Linked DNA regions of Homo sapiens: region 2 is linked to region 1. Evidence: read pairs that join two places in POLR2A ChIA-PET (ENCODE). Cell type or tissue: A673. All regions are shown on one strand.

Region 1 (5,000 bases):
TGCAGCCTTTAGAAGAATGTAGTGAGAATATATTGGCTAATTTGTCTGAGCTTTGATGATTTTTATGGTCCCTGGGACCGTAACTCTATTTCTTCTCCTTATTTCCTTACAAAGACCTTTTCTTCTTTGTGAACCATAGAAATAGAATGTTTAATTCATTTTCTTATGAGACAGCACCTTGTATTTGGATATGTTGGAATTATTGATTTGCTTACATTGCACACATGCCTAATTAGGGCACCAATTTTAACCACACGAATACACTCTTACTCCTCTGGCTTTTCTAACATCTGCTTCCTCTATTTGGGGATACACTGTCTATATCCTTTCCTGTCTGTCCTTTTCCCTCCCCTGTTTTCCATCCCAATTCCTGTTTGTCCTAATGAATCAATACAGGTGTCTCATCTTCCGGTAAACCTTAGCTGTCCCATTCACCTACCCAGGATAGATTTGATGTATTTCTTATGTTTCTCTAGCATCCTCTACATACTGTCTTTGCCCACAGTCATGCCATATTGCATACACTCATCTGTATCTCCTTTCAAACTACGAGAGTCTGTGTCTAGTTAAATACTTACAACCTGCACATATGTCATTCTGTGAATTAATAAGTGATTTAGGGAATAAAATTGGAGTATGAATTTCTTGACTTTGCTTTGACAGGAGTTATAGAAGGGATGAATATGTCTTCTGATTTTTGAGCAAATTGTTATTTTAAAAACAGAAAAATGAACACATGAAAGAAGAAATACCAAAATTGCCAAATATCGCAAATTTACATCCCCATGTTTAAAAAAAAATCAAAAGTCTTGGAACAACTTGTGGTAGAAATGTTGTATAGCACCAAATTCAGAAGTAATTTATAAATGGGGGCACTCAACAGTTATATTTGTACTGGATCTCACAAAATAGGTTGCTAAGGACTTTGGATGTCTACCTTGGCTTGGAGTTTGTGGATTTTTCTATGGGTTTTCTATAGACTGATTATGGTATAGTGCAGGAGAAAAACATGTCTTGGATTTAGAGTAGGTTGTTGCTGGCTTCGAATCTGCCATTAAATAGTTTTTCACCATGCCATGGGTATGTGGTTTTTCATCTGTAATATGCAGGAATTGAACCAGTGGATATTTTAGTCTCTTCCAGAATTGAAGTGCTGTAGTTTTTAACCTAGGAATAACACAGTGAGCTGGATTATTTGTCAATGAGTTTTTCCTCCTCAGTGTGCTTTTCAGTAGAGCATAGGTTATAAGGCTTCCGGGTTAAAATACCTAGGTTTGAAATCCTGCTTCATTACCAACTAGCCATGTCAACTTGAATGGATTATGTCAATAGAAATTTTTATTTTTCATTATGTTTCACAGTAAAATGCGTACAATTTCTTTGTGTGCTTTCTTTTTTTTGCTGCTTTCCTTATCATTAAAATTGAGATAATATGAGTATCTACTTGATGGGGTTACTGTGAAAACTAAATAAGTTGACATATGTAAAGTACTTGAAAGAGTGTTCGGCATGTTTTGACTTCTATTTAGTATGAATTGTTGCATTGTTTCTATTATTATTTTCCTAATTAAGTAGTCTTTATCAAGTTTTGTTTGTTTTGTTTTGCTTTATTTTTCTTTAAAGAAACTAGTTTATGTTAGTTCTGGGTGTAGACCCTGATTTCCAAACCCCAAATTTAAAAATAATTTAATCTCCCCTCCCGGTGATTTCAAAACAGCAAACAAAAGCAGAGAAGGCATGAGCATTGTCAAGGAAAATTCAGCGTTAATTTGACAGTTTGGAGACAGATTTCTGGGCAGATTGCCATGTCAATGTGATGGCCATTTCTATCCCAGCAAAGGAAAATATAATAATGTTTATGCTGTACAAAAATGCCAACAATTAGAGGCTATATCAGCTTGCTTCCCCACTCCCACATTTAAAAAAATGTTAATGCTTCTAAGAGGATTAAGAGATTTACAATTACTGTGATTATTTTAATCAGATTATAGATCTTCCTTTACTTGGAGCTCAGCTCTTTAGCATTGGGGAATCGAGGTTTTCATGTGGAGTGTGGGATGGGCACAGGGACTGAGAAATGTGGAAGATGGAGAAAAATGAGGCCCTTTTGAGTCCTGGAGCAATACAGTGGGCCACATTGAGAGAGGGGAGTTCTAAAGACAGGTGAAGTATTAGCTGCAAACTTCACTTGTTGAAAATGTTTTTGAATCCCGAGACACTGTTTCCAACTTCCTTCTCTACTAATTAAGTTACACCCTCAAGAAAGCAAAGATGAAATTGAAAGTATTAATACTGTGGCTTAAGAACATGATTTTCAGGTTAGCAATTGACATAAGCCTGGGAAATTCATAGTATTTATGGAGTAATGTGGTGGTTAGCAGCTTGGCCTCTAGAGTCATTCATTCATTTAATAAATAATTATCACATTTTGTGTGTCTGGCTGGCTGTACTCTAATTTTGACACTATCACTGGTGAACTGTGAAATTGATTATATTTAGCTTTTCTAAATCTTCCTTATCTGTAAATGAGGGATAGATTAAATGCAAAACACACAAATTTCTTATAGGTATTATTTAATTTTATCTCTTCATATGAACATATATTTCCAAGAAAGCAGCAAAATATTGGACTATTGATACTTAATGCTAATTAAGTACCAATTAGAAATAGTAATACTGGAAGAAATTTGAAGAAGGTAGGGAGAGGTGTAGGTTCCATGACCAAAAGAGCAGCCTAATTTCCAATGCTGCCAACTTGAGTGTGACATATCCCCCTTCATATTGTCTATTTCATTCCAGGCCAGCATTTCATGTATGCCTGTCATTGCCACTTGCTTCACATGTGCTCATGGTCAGTTTATCAGGGAGGCCTTCCTTGAATTCCTTACTTACAGATTCTCCTGTAAATATCTATAGTCTCTTGTCACTGTGTGGGATGACCCATGGCTATTTTACAGAACTAAAGTATCCAAATAGTTACCACACCACCTAGCACATAGTGGGAGCTCCATAACTGTTTGTTGATTGAATGAAATTCTAAACTGATCATTTTAACTTTCTAAAAAAAAGCATTTCTAAGAAAAAATAATACATTCTCCTCCAAACTGAAAATTAAATAAGTTTATGTTATCTAATATTTTGCTTATCCTTAATATTGATTATTTTTTCCATAAATGTAATAGTAAAGAGCTCACAGTGAGGTTGCCTTCAGTATTATTAAAGAGACACATTTAAATGTTGAATTGCTTCTTTTAGGAAATTATAGTGATAAGCTCTATATTTGAGATTGCTGAGAAACATCTAGACAATTTGAGAACCTCAAATTATTGTTAAAATAATTTTTTAAAAATTGCCTAGTATCTTACAGAAACTAACTCATATATAGATGGGCAGAAAAAGTACAGTGAAACTCTCTTCTATTCTTTAGGATAATTTATATAACCTTTACTGGGTACCTGCCATAAGTCAAAGATTTCTGGGCAGTGATGATATGAAAACAAAATTAGTTATGGTCACTACACACAAAGTTCACGATACGGTTTGGCTGTGTCCCTACCCAAATCTCATCTTGAATTGTAGTTCCCATAATCCCCATGTGTCGTGGGAGGGATCTGGTGGGAGGTGGTTGAAACATGGGGGCAGTTATTTCCATGCTGTTCTCATGATAGTGAGTGAGTTCTCATGAGATCTGATGGTTTTATTTATTTATTTAATTTTACTTTTCATTCTGGGGTACATGTGCTGAACATGCAGGTTTGTTACATAGGTATACATGTGCCATGGTGGTTTGCTGCACCTGTCAACCTGTCATCTAGATTTTAAGCCCTGCATGCATTAGGTATTTGTCCTAATGCTCTCCCTCCCCTTTCCCCCGACCCCCTGACAGGCCCCGGTGTGTGATGTTCCCCTTCCTGTGTCCATGTGTTCTCATTGTTCAGCTCCCACTTATGAGTGAGAACATGCGGTGTTTGGTTTTCTGTTCCTGTGTTAGTTTGCTGAGAACGATGGTTTCCAGCTCCATCCATGTCCCTGCAAAGGACATGTACTTGTTCTTTCATATGGCTGCATAGTATTCCATGGTGTATACGTGCCACATTTTCTTTATCCAGTCTATCATTGATGGGCATTTGGGTTAGTTCCAAGTATTTGCTATTGTAAATAGTGCTGCAGTAAACATACGTGTGCATGTGTCTTTATAGTAGAATGATTTATAATCCTTTGGGTATATACCCAGTAATGGGATGGCTGGGTCAAATGGTATTTCTGGTTCTAGATCCTTGAGGAATCACCACACTGTCTTCCACAATCGTTGAAGTAATTTACACTCCCAACAGTGTAAAAGTGTTCCTATTTCTCCACATTCTCTCCAGCATCTGTTCTTTCCTGACTTTTTAATGATCGCCATTCTAACTGGTGTGAGATGGTATCTCATTGTGGTTTTGATTTGCATTTCTCTAATGACCAGTGATGATGAGCTTTTTTTCATATGTTTATTGGCCACATAAATATCTTCTTTTGAAAAGTGTCTGTTCATATCCTTTGCCCACTTTTTGATGGGGTTGTTTGATAAATGGGATCTAATTAAAGAGCTTCTGCTCAGCAAAAGAAACTATCATCAGAGTAAACATGCTAGCTCCAGAATGGGAGAAAATTTTTGCAATCTATCCATCTGACAAAGGTCTACTACCCAGAATCTACAAGGAACTTAAACAAATTTACAAGAAAAAAACAACCCCATCAAAGAGATCTGATGGTTTTCTAAGGGGCTTTTCCTCTTTTGCTGTGCACTTCTCCTTGCTGCTGCCATGTGAAGGATGTATTTGCCTTCCCTTCCACCATGGTTGTAAGTTTCCTGAGGCCACCTCAGCCATGCTGAGCTGTGAATCCATTAAACCTCTTTCCTTTATAAGTTACCCAGTCTCAGGTAGGTCTTCATAGCAGCATGGGAACGAATTAATACAGTTCACATTGTCTAATAATTGAGGAAGGCATATGAATAA
Region 2 (5,000 bases), 670 kb after region 1:
TGGGAGGTGGGGCCTACTGGGAGGTGTTTGAGTCGGGAGGTGGATCTCAGATGGCTTGGTGGTAGCCTTGTGGTAGTGGGCTGTGAGTGAGTTCTCTCCAATTCTGGATGTTTAAAGTATGTGGCTCCTCTGCCACACTCTCTGTCGTTCCTGCTCTGGTTATGTAATGTGTCTGCTCCCACTTTGCCTTCGGTCATGAGTAAAAGCTCCCTGACGCCTCCCCAGAAGCCGCGGCTTGTAAGCCTGCAGAACCATAAGCCAATTACCTTTTTCCTTTATAAATCACAAAGTCTCAGGTGTATTATTTTCTTTTTTTTCTTTCTTTGAGACAGAGTTTCACTCTCATCACCCAGGCTGGAGTGCAGTGTCGTGACCTCGGCTCACTGCAACCTCCACCTCCCAGGTTCAAGTGACTCTCCTGCTTCCGCCTCCAGAGTAGCTGGTATTACAGGCACCCACCACCAAGCCTGGCTAATTTTTTATATTTTTAGTAGATACAGGGTTTCACCATGTTGGCCAGGCTGGTCTCAAACTCCTGACCTCAGGTATCCACCCACCTAGGCCTCCCAAAGTGCTGGGATTATAGGCGTGAGCCGCTGTGCCCAGCCTCATGTATTTTTTTATAGAAATAAAAGAGGAACATCATCAATTAACCAGGAAAGATTAACCACCACAGAAGAGATGAGACTAGAAGTCATCACCACACCCAAACAGACTTTGTATTTATTCTTGTGAGGAAGCTCCCAGAGATTACCTGGAGGACTTTTTCTCCATAATAAGACAATTTTTGTTCCTGTGCAGTTCTGCCTCTCACCTTCCCATAACCTTCCCATCTAACTTCCATAGAGAATCATTTTCAAAATAATGTCTGCTTTCTGGGTCCATACATTTCTCCCCTATGAAAAGAATATTTAAGCCTCAATCATTTGACACCTCATTGAGTCTCTCACTTTGTGTATAGCTCTCATATCCATATGCATATTAAAATAAATTTCCTATGCCTTTTTCTCCTATAATCCACTTTTTGTTAGTTCATTTTCAGTGAACTTCTAGAGGATGGAGATAAACTTTTCCTTGGCTCGTACGTGGGCCTGTTAGGACATTCCTGCATTGCTGTAAATAAATACCTGAGACTGAGTAATTTATAAGAGGTTTAATTGGCTCACAATTCCACAAGTTGTACAGGAAGCATAGTGCTGGCATCGGCTTCTGGGGAGGCCTCAAGAGGATTTCAATAATGACGTAAGACAAAGGGGGAGCAGGTATCTCAGATGGAGGGAGCAGGAGCAAGAGAGAGTGGTGGTTGGGCGGGGGGAGGTGCCACACTTTGCATTAACCAGATCTCACAAGAAATCACTATTGCAAGGATAGCACCACACCAAGAGGGATCCCTACCCATGATCCCTACCTCCCCCCAGGCCCCACTTCCAACATTGGGGATTACAATTCAGCATGATATTTAGTGGAGACATATATTCAAACCATATCAATGGGCAATAATCAGTGATGATTATGCTATGCTTGGGGCAGCCGTGTACAATAAACACTTGTCCCATCCAAAATACCAATATCACTACTTTAAAAAACAGTATTGAATGAGCTCTAAGTAGAAAGAAGGAATGATGATTTGATACAGCAACAGAAATGGATTAGAGGAATATGATAGAAAAGTTAATGGTTATTTTTTGTTAAACTCTACATGTTTCTCAGGAAAAAAAAATATTGAAAAAATGTAAGAGTAAAGTCTTGTCTATATTCACTCATATTAATCTTAGAGTAATTTTATTTGTGAAATGTACTTTTCTCTGATTATATTTCAAATGTATTCCAAGCAGATGCTGTACTGTTTTTATATGCATTATCTCATTTGATCTTCATAACAATAACTTTAATATACAGATCAATAAACCAAAACTAAAGAGACAATTATTATTATTTTTACATTTTTAGGAGGTGAAACAATTTGGCTAAGTTCACATAGCTTGAACATAGTGAAACTGGAACTGAATGCCCAAATCTGTCTAATTCAGCAGCCAGTATTTGTTGGGTTCTGGGTAGCAAACAACGAAATTCCCAATTCTGGTGAAATAAGCAGATAATTTAACTGGAAGGATAAGGTAATTGCAGTATCATGGGAAGGCTCCAGAATCAGACTCAGAATTTGGACTTGAACCAACAGAGACTAGACTGATGAAAACAGAGGCAAGATCATGTCTTTGACACTAGAACCACCAACAGTGGACTCTCATTTGCCACCACAGCTGCTGCCACTACTGTAGGGCAGATGCTTACTAGCCCACAACATTTTCAACCCTGCCACGACTGCTGTGAATTTTCTGTTTGTCTCTCTGCCTTTGCTTTACTGTCTTAGGATTCAAAAGTACAGGTAGGAATACTTAGTTTCCTAAACCAATGTCCCCCAGCTCCCAGAGCAAGAGGGGAAGAGAATGAGTACCCCCATACCTCAACCCTTAACTTCTTTAAGTGTCTGACAGGGACTGATATGCCACTAATATGGTATTTCCCTTGGGAAAAAAAAGTGTCAGAATACCAGTACTCTTCACATCCTTAATAATATGGTAGCTTTGGGTTGATTATGTAGACATGAATTTCATTTACACTCCTCTGCCATAATTTAATGTTGTTTCATTATTTCTTAAATGCATGTAAATAGGCCATCAGACCCCTGTTTTTTTTTTTTTTTTTTCTTTTTGAGACAGAGTCTTGCTCTTGTCATTCAGGCTGGAGTGCATTGGTGTAATCTCGGCTCACTGCCACCTCCGCTTCCCAGGTTAAAGCAATTCTTCTGCCTCAGCCTCCTGAGTAGCTGAGATTACAGGCACCCACCACCACGCCCAGCTAATTTTTGTATTTTTAGCAGAGATGGGGTTTCGCCATGTTGGCCAGGCCAGGTGATCCACCTGCCTTAGCCTCCCAAAGTGCTGGGATTACAGGTGTGAGCTGCTGTGCCAAGCCAGACCCGTCTTCTTAATCCTATGTAAGAACAGGTTTTATTACAAACATGTGTAGTGAAATAGGTTGGAACACAAAGTAGGGAACAGCTAATTATACAAGTCTATTTACCAATGACTTAATTCTAGTTCAGTTTTTATTTTAACAGTTTTTATGAATATGATACTTCACATTTAAAAAGCCCTTTGTGGCCAAGTGCAGTGGCTCATGCCTGTAATCTCAGCACTTTGGGAGGCCAAGGTGGGAGGATCACAAGGTCAGGAGTTCGAGTGCAGCCTGACCAACATGGTGAAACACCGTCTCTACTAAAAAAAATACAAAAATTAGCCAGGCGTGGTGGTGCGTGCCTGTAATCCCAGCTACTCATGAGGCTGAGGGAGGAGAATCGCTTGAAACCTGGGAGGCGGAGCTTGCACAGTGAGCCGAGATCGTGCCACTGCACTTCAGCCTGGGCGACAGAGCAAGACTGTCTCAAAAAAAAAAAAAAAAAAAAAAAAGCCCCATTTTATATAATATTTTAGCTAGGCAGTTTTCAAACTTCTTTGCCTCCTGATCTCTTTACACTCTTAAAAAAAATATTTAGCAGACTATAGGAGAACAGAATATGCTACCTCAAAATATGACTGTAGGAGACCAGAGTACGCCACATTAAAATATGCCTCTTTTGGCTTAAGAATTAAAGTTGATTATTTTGAGAAACTTCAGACAAAGGAAAAGCTCTGAAAACGGAGTAGAATTTTTTTTATAAGGAAATCTAAATCTATGAAGGAAGTATCCATTTGTAAGAGTATCTCCTAAAGAGAAAGATGGTTGTAAATCACAAGAAAATTTTGTTAATGGCTAAGGCGCTGACTTAAATCTGCATAACAAACTTCACTTTTTTTAAACTGTGCTTTTCTAGGTCATCTCCCCATTACTGGTTTCCTCTTTCTGTTCCAGCTGAAGATAGTATTTAAGCCTGAAGTCTAAACCACCTTTTGGAGATTTACTCATTTCTTTGGGTATCTCCTATGTATATACAGGAGGTATGCATGTTAATACATTTCTGTTTGTTTTTCTTTTGTTCATCTGTCTTTTGTTACAGGCAGTTCAGATAAGAACTCAGAGAGGGAAGAGAGAAAACTTTCTCCGCTACAGCTCTGGTGACTGTGACAGAAAGTCAGAACTGTATATTTCCTCCTCTACAACCCTATAGAGCTTACATATATATAGATTATATTAATCAATATTCACTCTCTTAAAAATTAAAATTGGAAACCGCCATCAATAAATCAAGTGTGATCAGGGTGAGGAACAGGAAAGAAGGAGATTTGGGGAAATGAGATGAATGTCAGGTGGATCAGAGAGATACAGTCATGGGGGTCAGGTGTGGTATCAGGAATAATGTGGGAGGCCGGATTGAAGTCCGGGCCAGGAACAATGGTAATTGTGGGAGACTCAGCAAAGAGTGAGTACAGCTGAAGGAGCCGGGGAGCAGAAAGTGTATGCGTCAGGTATGAGGAAGAAAATAGATTTTGGAAGTTATGAGAACTGTAGAGAGTGAGTTTGTGATTTTGAGGGCCTCTAAAAGTATTAAAGCAGTGGCAGCCACTGCACGCAGACGTGAGGGCTAGGCTAAAACAGTAAGGTCAAGTTGTTTGCACAGAAAGACTACAGGGTGCAGTCCTGGCTCTTGTGTAAGAATTCTGACCACACTAACTATGCCTAGGAAGGAAAGTTGTTGTTTTGTAAGGGATTGAGGTTTGGGAGATTAATCGGACATGATCAGCAGGGAAAGCAAGTATGTTTTTATGAGAATTATGCCGAGATAGGTAACAGATGAGGATGAAATTTGGGCTTGACTGAAGTAATGGGGGCTGTCTATGAAGCCTTGCGGCAGTACAGCCTAGGTAATTTGCTGAGCCTAATGGGTGTCAGGGTCAGTCTAAGTGAAAGCAAAGAGAGGCTGGGACGAGGGGTGCAGGGGAATAGTGAAGAAAGCATCTTTAAGATCGAGAACGGAATAGTGAGTTGTGGAGAAAGGTATT

What was found. Peaks named below come from ENCODE experiments on the same cell type or tissue, not always from the same donor. Only the 100,000 strongest peaks of a DNase experiment are listed, where the experiment ranks them.
Region 2: POLR2A ChIA-PET joins it to region 1 with 11 read pairs; 2 of 35 experiments call an interaction of 5 or more read pairs at or near these places.

What each region holds. Positions count from the first base shown.
Region 1 is chr3:79,000,001-79,005,000 of GRCh38, reverse strand. All of the region lies in intron 3 of ROBO1 (roundabout guidance receptor 1), which reads left to right. Among named protein-coding and RNA genes, the nearest start is that of MIR3923, 510 kb to the left of the region's middle. In A673, no CTCF peak of the experiment used is centred here; a DNase peak (open chromatin) is centred at 1,900; H3K4me3 peaks cover 767 bases.
Region 2 is chr3:78,327,015-78,332,014 of GRCh38, reverse strand. No RefSeq gene overlaps it. Among named protein-coding and RNA genes, the nearest start is that of LINC02077, 280 kb to the right of the region's middle. In A673, no CTCF peak of the experiment used is centred here; no DNase peak of the experiment used is centred here.